4 separate regions of the Homo sapiens genome follow, and all the other regions are linked to region 2. Evidence: chromatin contacts called from ENCODE Hi-C or POLR2A ChIA-PET data. All regions are on one chromosome and are shown on one strand. Each heading gives the region's core, a stretch centred on a gene start or an enhancer-like site at or near the end of the contact. The rest is flanking DNA. Distances are from core to core; before and after follow the strand shown.

Region 1 (2,877 bases), core at 183-2,682, 250 kb after region 2:
ACTATGTATAAATGTCATGTTTACCACAAATAAACTAGCCTTATGTCCCATCTAGAAAATAGAGTGCCAAGAGAAGAAACTTTATGTTTGCTTTTCTTGTTTAATGCTTCAAATTTTTTGTAAGACAATATGTTACTGTCATGTAGGAAGTTATCATTTACTTGGGGGAGACATAGGATGTTTGAAGAACAATTAAAAAGGTGAATTCCAGAGAAATAGTTGTAAAATCTGAGAAGGAGATGACTTTTGCGGACAAGCATCATGGGTTCTGATTCATTCCTGAGTCTTGAACTGTATTTGGTGAGTCACAACCAACATTTAGGAGGAATAAAAACAAACTATTTTAAATTTTTATAAAATAATGCATAAATGTACATACATGGTAAGTGTCTATTTTCCAGATCCACTGTGAGGAATTAAAGGAATTCCATAATTCTGTATTGGAAGAGCCTTCAAAACTATTGCTTTTACTTCCCAATTTTATAAGAAGGGAAACTCAGATGAAAAATAGTTAAACAATTTGCTTAAGGTCACATGGCTAACCAAAGCAAAAGAAAGATAGCTTAAGAGAGCTAGCTTCTGGATGATATCCTGGATATACCAGCTGGTTGCCCATGGGCTGAACCTTTCTGGTTCTCAGGAATGTTAGAAGATCAAAGAATACTGGTCCTCGTGGCACATGGCATAAGTTGGCTTTGAGGTCAGTGTTGTTTGGACCTTTGACTGGAATAAGTTCTCTCTAGTTCACACAATTTCCCGCTGCTCTATTTTGACCCTTGAATTGTTTTGCGATTCTCTTATAGTTGAGAAATATTTCTCTTCACATGTATTATTATCAGAAGTAAAAAATAAAAGCATAACAAGCAGACCACATGTTTATTCAAAGGTAGAAATTATATTTCTATGTGAAATTGAAAAATATGCTTATGAGTTTTGTGTTTTAAAATTGTTTGAAATACCACATAAGCTTCTCTCTTACTTCAGTCTTTTCACTCATTTTGCCTTTTGTGCCTGTATAGAAACTTCGGGCTGGGTGAGGCGAGGTTCCTTGATGTATCCAGAGTACACAGCTCACCAGTGGCGGAACCATAGCTTCCATCATCTGATGTCCACCTGGGATAGGCACAATGTCTTCAATGTTGGAAAAAGATTTCAGAATCATCATTATTATATTGTTGGTAGCTCTCCTTTATGGATCACTGCATACATTTTCATTTAATCCTTCCTATCCTCCTCCAGTAATATTTCTTCAGTTTTACAGCTGAGAAAATTAAGGCTTTGTTCTATTGCATAACAAACTACTCCAAAATTGAGTGTTCTTAAACAATTATATTTTTATACTTCAGGAATTCTGTGAGTCAAGAATTTGGGTAGGACTGGCTGAGTGACTCTTCCCTGTGGCACTGGCAGTGGTGACTCAGTGCTCCTCAGCTGGTGGATGAGGAGGTCTGGAGAGTCCCAGAGGCTCTTCTTACATGGCTGGTCCCTCAGCAGGAATGGCTAAAGTCTAGGCATAGCTGGGACTGTTAGCCAGAATACTTTTTTACATGATGGCTTAAGATCCCAAAGAAGGTATTTCAAGAGAGGCAGATGGAAGCTGCGTGGCCTTTTCTAACCAAGCCAGTAGGCAACCAGTCTTTGGGTCCATGTCCGCAGACCACATTCCTAGTTGGGTCTGTGGGGATAGGTCTTGCCATTCTTGTCATTTAGTCAGGTTCTGTGTGTAGATCCAAGCCTAAGGCATTATTCTACACTTCTTTTTACCTAGTGCTTACTTTGTAAGGCAACTGCCGGCCTCTAGAGAGGGAGAGTGAGAACTTCCCACCTTCTTTGCCAATCCATACTTAGAAACTCCTTAAAAACCAAAGGCAAACATAGCTGTCTCCAACCTGAGGAGTGTGATCATGTGCCTGTGCATGTGTGTGTGTGTGTGTGTGCGTGTGTATTTTAATTCCTTTTAGATGATAACCCCTCAAGCTTGATGAATGTCATAGAAAATTCAGATAAAAATGTTTTGTGACTAAAGGTTAGATGGCACAGTCTACAGAGCCCGTGACTGAGAGCAAGAAACCTGGGTTCAGTTCCCTACTCTGCCACTTCCTTGCTATGTGACATCATTGGCAGGTCAATTTATCTGAGCCTTAATTTCTTCATCTGTAACATAAGAGGGTTATACAAAATCACTGCTAAGGGCTATGGTATATGTGCCTATAATCATCATTTTTTTTTTAACTATATGGGTATGTTCAACCTTTTTGTACTTCTGCTTTACTTTCTACCACCCTGAAACCAAGAAAATGGTAGAGATAGAGGAAGGATTCAGTGTGGTTAGAAATCTTAACAAAATGGTATACACCCCCTTCCCCCCAGTGCTTTGATTTTAATACAGTTCTTCAGAGCAAATATTTGCTGATTTACCTAATGGCAGTGTTAGTATTGCTTTTTGTTTACTACCTTTCTTTGAATGACATCAGGCTTTTGGTAGCCAAATGTTGTGCTGGGCTAAGAATGCATCCACACGAGCACTGAGCTCCCTTATATGTTTGCTCTTTTTTCTTTGTAAGTCTTCTTCCATAAAGAAATATAATATCAGCAGAAGGGGCTTTTTGTTGTGTTTTAAAAATCCATCTTTGGCTGAGTGAGTGACTCACGCCTGTAATCCCAGCATTTTGGGAGGCCAAGGCAGTGATGGGAGGGATCCTAAGCCCAGGAGTTCAAGACCAGCCCAGGCAACATGGCAAAACCTCGTCCTTACAAAAAATTTTCTAAAAAATTAGCGAGGTGTGGTGATGTGAGCCTCTAGTTCCAGGTACTCGGGAGGCTGAGGTGGGAGAATCACCAGAGCCTAGGAAGTCAAGGCTGCAGTGAGCCCAGATT
Region 2 (3,143 bases), core at 137-2,636:
AACAATGGTTTTAAACTTTGAATGTCCACACAGAGCTGGATTTTGTTTGGAACGGAAGATAGTTTCGACGCTTCAATTTAAGGATAAGAATGTTTACTCACATAACTTAAAGCAACTTGTGGATATAAGTACAAAGACCTAATCGATTTCCTTTATTTTGGTATGTTTCCTAATTCATTTCCACATCACAGCCTAACTCTTCCGAGTTGCAGTTTTAAAAATGAAGTTACTTAATAAACCAGACATCCAGTTATATTTGCATGTTTTGCCTTCACCAGAGTCATTTAACCTACAACCTCCTTCCAGATACAAAAACCTTTACTTTAGAAAGGATCCTTTACTTCATAAAGGAATTTAACGAAGGGACACATTCCTCACTTTACAGTCAAGAACACCTGGGACTTCCTGGTACTCTTTCTACTATGTATTCTATAAATAAAAGAGCTAAAGTGAAATTAGGTCGCAGCGAAAAAACATCCAACATTTGTGAATTTTAAGCCCCAACAGAAAATCCCATTCCTTGAAATTCAAGTGGCAATGAGAATATTATTGCATAAGGAAAATATAGATGGAACTATGCAAGTCAAATGATGGTCTCCACTGCTGTCGCTTTGCTTTGTGATTTTTAATTACTCAATGTGACTCTCCTCGTGTAAATGGGACCGCGAATATGCAATTATTGAATACTCAAACTGCATCAGAAGTGTGTGGAGTAGTCAGAACCGAAAGGACGGGAAAAATGGAGATAAAGGAAAGCATGAGCCTTGCCAGGAGGGAATCGAGGAGGTCCAGAAGGAGGGATATTAAGAGGCATTGGCAAAGCAGCTGTGGAGGAGCTCCGGGCTGCAGAGCAGGTAGAGGTGTCGGCAAGGGAGCCAGGAACCCGCACAGGGGCCCTGAGGCTCTAGTAGGCCGGGGAGTGGACCAGGAAAGGAGATGCAACGGGCCGGCTGGAAAACTGCACGGGGAATCCGAGGTCGACCTAATGAACAGCACAGACCTTCCAGAAGGAAAGAGAAGGTGACTATGCGAGCTTAGAACAGGACTAGGAGGTTGGGGAAAGAGTACGAAAAAGCTGAAAGGGCGGACAGGGTGCTGACGAGATGGGAAAGGGCGCACAGGGAGGTGGGGAGCAGTGCGAGGCCGGGGGACAGTGGGCAGGTGCGAGGAGCCGAGCCCGCGGGCTGGGGCGGAGCGATTCGCGCGGGCGGGAGCGCCGCTGACTCAGGGACCTCGCGCCAGCGGAGTCCGGGCGGCGCAGAGAGGCGGAGCCTCGATTGCGCGGGCGGGCCGAGGGGCGGGACCAGCGCCTGACGCGCCCGGAGGCCGAGGCGGCCGCGGGCCGGGAGGGGCGGCGGCATCCGCGGCGGCCGCGGGGGAGGGGCACGGCGTCAGCGCGTCGCCGGCTGGGCCGCGCCGGTGGCCAGGAGGGAGAGACAAGGAGGAGGAGGAGGAGGAGGTGAGTAGGCTCCGGGCTGGGGAGCCGCGCGGGCCAGCGGGGAGGCGGGGAGCGCGGCCCCTCCCCTCCCCTCCCCGGCGCCCGCCTCGCGGGGCCGCGCTGCGCGGAGATCCCAGAGGGGCAGCAGCGGCGGCTGCGGCGCGGGGAGCCGGGGGCGGGGGGTGTGGGGGAGGCGGAGCTGAGAGCCGCGCGCTTCCCGGGCGCACGCGCTGCGCTCCCTGCGCCGCCGTCCGCACCGCGCTCGGAATGGGGCGTCACGCCGTGGCATTTTGTGCCTTCTGCAAACTGGTCGTGTTCGAATTGCGTTTTTTTGGTGCCTACATGTCGTGCGTGCTGGTTTTCTGCGGCCCGGCGCTCCGCTTCTTCCTCGCGCAGGCTGAGAGGACGGGTGGGGGCACGTCGCCCTCGCGCGGGAGAAGGGAGGCCGGGCGTCCGGGTTGGCCTGAGTTGGCTGGGGTGCTTCGCCGACCACCAGGCTGCCCGGCGCTTGGCCCCTTGCAGTGCGAGCCCCAGGCCTTCCTGACGGAAAGCTTCGCTTCTGGCTCCTAGTCGCCCTCAGTTACCAGACCTCCCCAGCGCCCCACTCCTCTCTGCCAGCCGAGTGTGAAGACCCTCACTGTGCCCCCCACCCCGGAATCCCTCGTCTGAGGATTAAGCACATAACTTCCCATTTTCATCGGGATCCAGACAATCCCATTCTGTCCAGGTGGAAAGATTCTCTGAATTTAAGTCTTGGGAATGCAGCAGCGAAATTTAACCTTTAGTCCCGAAGTAGTTTTTTTGCCTTCTCTCGCACATACAACTTTTAGAGTCTTCTGACAACTGTGCTGCTTTAGGTTATCTTGAGATTCTTAAGTTAATGCCTTGAGGCCGTGTGATGGGAGTTTCAAAGAGAAGGCTTTTACAGCTTTTCTTCCACCTGTATCGCAGTTTGAAATGGAAAACGTGAGTTGATGATGATTTTCCATACGAGATGGATTTCAGTTTGCAGCCCCGGCTGCCGTGGCTCACTTGGTTATTTGGTGCCTACCCCTGAAGTTGATTTTAAAGCTTAAAATAGTGGTTAGGTAAAGGAGCTGCTGAAAAAGAAGTTCAGTACAATTCAATAGAGCCATTCTATTGGCTTCTATTAACGTGTTTAACCTTAAGCTTTAACCATGACAGGAGTTTCATGTAGGAACCCACATACCAAGTGAAATATTGAATTTTAATTAGTGCGTTCCAGGTCTGACTTGGATTAGATTCTTCTCGGCTCCCACTCCCTTTTGGTATACATTTTCCTTAGGGTCCTGTACTGTATTTAATGAAACAGTTTTAGTATTGAGGATTAGAGGAGTACCTCTTGAATCACGAAACTTTCTTTGACATGCTTGAAAACAATGAATAGGTAAAATCTGAAGCATGATACTTGCAATAAGGTAGGAAATAGTAAATTTTTTAACATCACCAGTTTGCAAAGGTTAAGATGGCTTCTTTAGTCTTGATTTGAAAATTGTGTTGGCATTTTAATCTTATGCATCACAGAAATACAGAATTTTCGATGTTTAAGGAACATTAACAGTATAATCCAATCCCATTATTTTATAGAGAAATTAAGAATCGAAGACAGTTTCTTGATGAGATTTAGCAGGAGCTGAATAGAACTAGTAGTCTTCATTAACTAAACACTTAACTAGGTAATTCA
Region 3 (2,916 bases), core at 257-2,756, 200 kb before region 2:
GTGAGGGCCCCAAGAAATAAGGCCGAAAACAGGGGGGAGCAAAAAGAGGGCGGGAAGGGTATTGGAGAAAGCATTAAAATCAGGGCTCAAACTTTCCCCTTAATACCTTTGGGCAACCAGTTGTTCTACATGAAAATGAAGCTGCTAGCAAGAAAATCATCGAACCCATTATCTGTAGAGCCTGTCCATTTACTTATAGAAGGAAAAACAAAACAAAACTCATCTTCTCTGTTTTCCTTCTTTAGTTATTGTGTGGGATTGGAGGGGAAAGGGATCATTTATCCTAAATTACTACTTCACCTTGCCTTCCTAAGCAACACACCTCTTCTAGTTCATTCCATTCTCTCCTTATTATTTCTTTCCTTTATCAGAGAAAACCTATTATATTTTCATGTGTTTACTTAAAAACAAACTACAAGAAGGCTCATCTGAGTCATCTATTTAAAGAATGAGACAAACATACACATGCAGCTCTGTTTTTGCTCCTTCAATTCTTTTTTAGGCTGTGTATAAAAGTGACACAAAAAAAGAGGAATAAAACAGTTTGTGTTAAACAATGTAATCAAGTACATAAGTCTGTAAAAAGGAGCGTGTAGGGTCTTAAGTACCCATGGTCCCTGCCTGCTACCCTCATCTGTCCTCATTCTTATCTCAAGTTGTAAGTTTTCAGTAGGAGATCAGTTTGTATCTCCCTAAAGCTTCTAAATGAATGACGGATTCCACAAACAGCAACAAATATTACTATATAATAGGCACTGTTCCAGGGGGTTGCAAAAGAGACATCCGTGATAAATCACCTTCCTTTGTCAAATAAATTACTATTTGGAGATCATAAATGAAGCAATAGTTTAAAATTTTCCAAGTGACGGTGCTTTGCGTTAATATCATAAAAGCATTACTGTCCCTCAAATTCAAAGTCCAAGGTGATTTCAAATGTCATTCACAAGCATATTTCACCTAACCCTGAATGTTTTCTTCAACCATGCAAGAATCCTCCTTGGGAGAAGCAAAACTTGAATATAGATCATCTTTAGGCTGTAACAAATAATATTTCAATATCCCATAGAGCTATGTGACATTAGGTAATAATATAACTCAGGACTATACTGATTTCTCTAAACTGAAATTCCAAATTCTTAGAAGATAGATAAATTAAGCTTTAAAAGAATGGGGTTTTAATTTTTCCTTCTTGTTTTAAAACACCAAATATTTTCTGTGAACTTTCAGCTTTGTTCTTTCCCTCTTGTCTAGAAGGGTGCTAGCTGAGTGCCAAGAACAACAGGTAAGCCAGCTTCCCTCAACACAGAGAAATTATGCCTTTGCCACAGGAGCCATACTTATGCTTCCACAATGGCCAGGGAAAAACCTAATAGGAACAGATTTTTTTGCATGTGTAGCAAAGTTAGTTCCAGAGAGAGAGAAAGAAGCCTGGTTTGCACTGTAGCAGAACCATTGGAACAATATGCTCCCTGTGTCCACAGCCCAATCCTCCCCGGACACCCTCCTTTCTAGGGCATAGGGTAGCAGAGTCACATACACAGTAGATCATGCCAGGACCTGCTGACACAACCCTACTCCCAAATTTGCAGGCAGGAGAGTGAAGCAATGTCTGTACTCTATACATAGTCTTACTTTTTTCTTTTCTTTTTTAAAGTAGCTGTTTCAGCATTCAACTGGGGGCAAGAGGGGTTGGGGGGTGGAAAAAGATAGTGCAGGCAAACTTTCTCAGTGCTATTCCATCCCTCTATGTCTCCCCACTCCTTCACACCTCTGAAGTTATGGCAAGACTAGGTAAAGAGTTTTGAACAATATTGAGACCCTCTTATATTTACCTTGAACAAATAGGATCTTTGACACTTCTTGACCACACTCAGCTGCCTGCAAGAGTGCTTCCTCCTATAGCAAGTCATATCGGGAGAATTCGCTGAAGAAAGGTTTTTTCCTTACAATTGCAAATGAAAGTATAAAATAGATCACCAAATTTTAAAGTGTGCATATGTCCTCATCTCAGCTGTTGACATCATATTTATAATCATGAGCACGCCAGGTTTTCTACAACTTAAGAAATTCTATGACCATATTACTTTTCCAACTTTATCAGTAAACACTGATTTCTGTATAATGCAGAAACCAGTTAAATAATTTCTGGCCGGGTGCAGTGGCTCATGCCTGTAATCCCAGCACTTTGGGAGGCCGAGGTGGGTGGATCACCTGAGGTCAGGAATTCGAGACCGGCCTGGCCAACATGGTGAAACTCCGTCTCTACTAAAAATACAAAAAATTAGCTGGGTGTGGTGGCAGGTGCCTGTAATCCCAGCTACTCGGGAGGCTGAGGCAGGAGAATCACTTGAACCTGGGAGGCGGAGCTGGCAGTGAGCCAAGACTGTGCCACTGCACTCCAGCCTGGGTGACAGAGCGAGACTCCGTCTCAAAATAAATAAATAAAAAATAAAAATAAAATAAAATAAACAACACCTAAAAGACATGTTACATCCACTCTGGTTTTCCATAATTTAACTTCATGTATTTTTCAGGTAATTCATGATAGTAGGAATTACTATTTATTGATACACCTGCTCTGTGCCAGACATTTTGTATACAGTCATATTTTCTTTACCACAACCAGCTTGAATCTAAGTACTCCTTTACCAATTTTTTTTTTTTTTTTTTTTTTTTTTGAGACAGGGTCTCGCTCTGTTGCCCGGGCTGGAGTGCATGGAGTGCAGTGGCACCATCTCGGCTCACTGCAACCTCTGCCTCCTGGGTTCAAGCAATTCTCTTCCTCAGCCTCCCGAGTAGCTAGGATTATAGGCATGCACCACCACGCCGGGCTGGCTGATTTTTGTATTTTTAGTAGAGATGGGGTTTCACCATGCTGGCCAGGATGGTCTTGAACTCTCGACCTGGTGATCCACC
Region 4 (2,861 bases), core at 108-2,607, 160 kb before region 2:
GTTTCAATCTCTGAAAATCACCACCACCACAACAAAAAGTCTGCCCGGCACCATCTACATGTACATGATGAAATTCCTAAAGCAGAAAAGATATATTTATAATCTGAAACTTATAAAAACATGACAAACTGTTACCTTCACTTTTGTGCCCCCTTTTTTCATTAACAGTATTAGGTCGTTTTTTTTTTTTTTTTTCTCTTGAGAAGAAACGAAAGACGAAGTGGCAAGAATATCTTTCACTTTTGCTCACGTTTTGGTGGTGTAATATTGGGACCACTGAAGTAATTGGACAACTTTTCCGAGCTGACTCTTCTGAAGTAAACCCAAGGCAAAGGGAAAATGGAGCTGCTGCTAGGCTCAACTGATGGCGCCCACATGGCGCCCACCCCAGCTCCTTCAGAGACTCCATCATTTCCACAGAAGGGCCAGAGGCCCTGCCAATATCCGCACATCACTGGCATGATAGACCATAACAGCTTCTTCTGAGCTGTTCCGGTCTATCGTGTCAATGCGTACTCGGGGAGTCCTCAACGCACGGATCACTGACACGGCACTACATAACGGCTCCTTAGCAGCCATTATTGGGTATCAAGTCAATGCCTACTCAGGGAGGCTTTATCGCAGAGGCCTGCACGAGCAGACACATTCCGAATACTAAAATTCCTTAGGAAAATTAGTCATTGCCCATGTGTGATAGCTGTTTTCCATTTTGAATTTTAACCATTTTGGGAAAAGGAAGAGAATGGGAAATACCAGTATAGTCCGAAAAGCCCTTAAAAAATGAGTGCGAAAAGTGGAAGGGTGGAGTGGACATAGGAAGATGATGAACTTGTCATTTTTTCCTTTCCATAGCTTCATTTTATTGTGTCAAAGTTGCAGAAAGCACTTCACTTTCATCGAGGCTCTTTTTAGGCAGGGTACAGCCAAGAAAACTTTTTTATGGCTCAGATGTAAATCCTAGAAAACGTAGTAGAAATGATGGCAGGATCTCTAACTGTAAAATAACAGTAGTGTTAGTAGTAAGTGTCATTATAATAACGTTATAGAACTCTGCACATCAAAAATACCACATTTTATCATGATCTCTGCAAGAGATTTCTGTTGGTAGTCATTCTAGACTTCTAATAAATAATACGTTGAGTAGGAAAGGTTCTGTGAGGATCCAAATAATAATGAAAATGACAGTGGTGATATTAATAATAATAGTACAGCTCCCATTTATTGTATCATTATTATGTGGCAGGCATTTGTATACATTATCTCATTTAATTTTCTCAGCAGATGTGACAAATCAGGAAACTGTGGCTTAGCAAAGTTAAATAACTTGACTGATGTCATGCAACCACTAAGTGACAGTGGTGGGATTTGAACTATATCTGGGGAGAGTCATGCTCTTACCATTGCATTGCCTCTAATGATCATCACTTTCAGGGAACTAGGTGTTTAATTAGAATATCCCAACCCATTGTCTGCTTACTGATCAGGAAACTGAGGCAGGGTAATTTTAGTAATTCCCCCAAATAATAAAGAGAGTCAGAATGAATACCAGAAAGCAACAAGAGGCAAAAACAGCCTTTCTCTCTGACAACATGTTAACCACAAACAAGACATGGGAATTTCAGAGCCTCCGTTTGTGTTTCAGAAGGAATGTCCACTGTTGCCATCAGTCCTGAAAAGATTTCCTTGCACCAAATCAAAATGGTTCGAGTTTGCTGTTGTTGATATTTTTTTTCCTTTTGTGTTCTGCTTACTGACTGACATCTGCTATCATGCTAAGCAGGTGTTCCTATGTAAACGAACGTGCCCTGTTTGTGTTTCGCCATCCTCGCTGCTGCGCACCCAAATGAGCAGCGTGATTAAGAATCCTGTAAATTTTTGAAAGGAAACGGATGGCTACCCTACTAGAACATAATTACACCGTTCCAACATCCGCAGCTCACTGCTGCAGCAGAGTTGGAGAACAGCAGAAATTAATAATATATAATAGCATCATTCTAGTAATTTATAAATGAAATAAAGTAGAGAGGAGATTCTGCTGATATGCATTTTCTCCTTAATTCTAAAAGACAAAGTATAGATTAGAATTTTAGTGGGGTGAAACCTGGCCAGCAGTCTCCCACTAGTTGCCTGATTCATGATAGGAGTGTTTTTGCTTAGGGAAAAGAGCTAATATGTTTTATTAGGCCAGAGGAAAAAAAGAAAAAGAAACATGAATAAACAAGGCCCTCTAAAGGCAACACTAAATAAAGGGGGTCTGAAAAAATCTCTGTGGATTGTGTGCCCACTGTATTTAAAAAGATATTATTACTTTAAGACTTCAACATGTGCTGCATTTTTTCTTTCATTGTAATAACATACCACCATAGGTCACCCCTTCTGAGAAAAGAGGGACTGATCAGTTAAAGATGTGGCCCAACATAAACTTTATGTTAAATAGCACTCGTGTAAATTCTAGAGATCTGCTGAACAACAATACACCCATAGTTAGCAATAATAGAGTAGATTTCATCTTGTATGTTTTATCACAATAAAAAAGAACATTCATGCCTTTTTAAAAACATTATTTTGAGTACCCAGTATGTGCAAAGGAGCCTCTTATTACAAATCATCGTTAGATTAAGGGAGTTGATGCTTTTAGTCAACCATGCTGGAGAAAGAACAACACTTTCTAAAGAGGCAAATAAACTATATGTTAAAAGTAACCAGTCCATTTCTCTGTCTCATAGGGTTGTGGCAGGCACTTTAGAAACTTTAATGTTTTTCTAACTTCATTTACCGTAGGTAAGATGCCTAACAAATGGATGAGCTCAGTTGTTTCAAGAGTTTGTCTCCCATGAGCCAATGCCCATCACACACACACA

What was found. Hi-C counts contacts between places; a loop is a spot of excess contacts on that map. ChIA-PET counts read pairs that join two places held with the same protein, here RNA polymerase II (POLR2A). Pooled maps may share reads with other maps.
Region 1: a map of IMR-90 shows a loop between it and region 2 (2.7-fold over the local background). The contact joins the enhancer-like site here to the promoter of QTMAN in region 2. A Hi-C loop is called at or near these places in 2 of 168 maps with a recorded cell type or tissue (IMR-90 and PC-3) and 7 of 50 pooled maps. POLR2A ChIA-PET finds 5 or more read pairs at or near these places in 2 of 52 experiments (MCF 10A and activated CD4-positive, alpha-beta T cell).
Region 3: a map of PC-3 shows a loop between it and region 2 (3-fold over the local background). The contact joins the enhancer-like site here to the promoter of QTMAN in region 2. A Hi-C loop is called at or near these places in 13 of 168 maps with a recorded cell type or tissue (CD8-positive, alpha-beta T cell, PC-3, aorta and 9 more) and 4 of 50 pooled maps. POLR2A ChIA-PET finds 5 or more read pairs at or near these places in 5 of 52 experiments (activated CD4-positive, alpha-beta T cell, activated CD8-positive, alpha-beta T cell, activated T-cell and 1 more).
Region 4: a loop to region 2 is called in a pooled map, with 3 times the contacts of the local background. The contact joins the enhancer-like site here to the promoter of QTMAN in region 2. A Hi-C loop is called at or near these places in 3 of 168 maps with a recorded cell type or tissue (B cell, K562 and natural killer cell) and 6 of 50 pooled maps. POLR2A ChIA-PET finds 5 or more read pairs at or near these places in 3 of 52 experiments (A673, HEK293 and MCF 10A).

Annotation. Positions count from the first base shown.
Region 1 is chr2:144,081,951-144,084,827 of GRCh38, reverse strand. All of the region lies in intron 6 of QTMAN (queuosine-tRNA mannosyltransferase), which reads left to right. Among named protein-coding and RNA genes, the nearest start is that of QTMAN-AS1, 150 kb to the right of the region's middle. Within about 2 kb of position 1,432, at least 2 of the 41 ENCODE cell types and tissues checked have a DNase peak (open chromatin) inside an H3K27ac peak, as active enhancers do; they include IMR-90 and PC-3, where a contact is called at or near this core.
Region 2 is chr2:144,330,755-144,333,897 of GRCh38, reverse strand. It overlaps QTMAN (queuosine-tRNA mannosyltransferase), which reads left to right and starts at 1,386. Exons shown (of 12, transcript NM_001376312.2): 1 at 1,386-1,459. RefSeq lists an enhancer at 753-1,330 and a silencer at 1,112-1,711.
Region 3 is chr2:144,528,648-144,531,563 of GRCh38, reverse strand. The region is part of intron 1 of LINC01412 (long intergenic non-protein coding RNA 1412); the gene reads right to left. Among named protein-coding and RNA genes, the nearest start is that of LINC02993, 5.7 kb to the right of the region's middle. Within about 2 kb of position 1,506, at least 2 of the 41 ENCODE cell types and tissues checked have a DNase peak (open chromatin) inside an H3K27ac peak, as active enhancers do.
Region 4 is chr2:144,488,692-144,491,552 of GRCh38, reverse strand. All of the region lies in intron 2 of ZEB2 (zinc finger E-box binding homeobox 2), which reads left to right. Among named protein-coding and RNA genes, the nearest start is that of ZEB2-AS1, 29 kb to the left of the region's middle. Within about 2 kb of position 1,357, at least 4 of the 41 ENCODE cell types and tissues checked have a DNase peak (open chromatin) inside an H3K27ac peak, as active enhancers do; they include B cell and natural killer cell, where a contact is called at or near this core.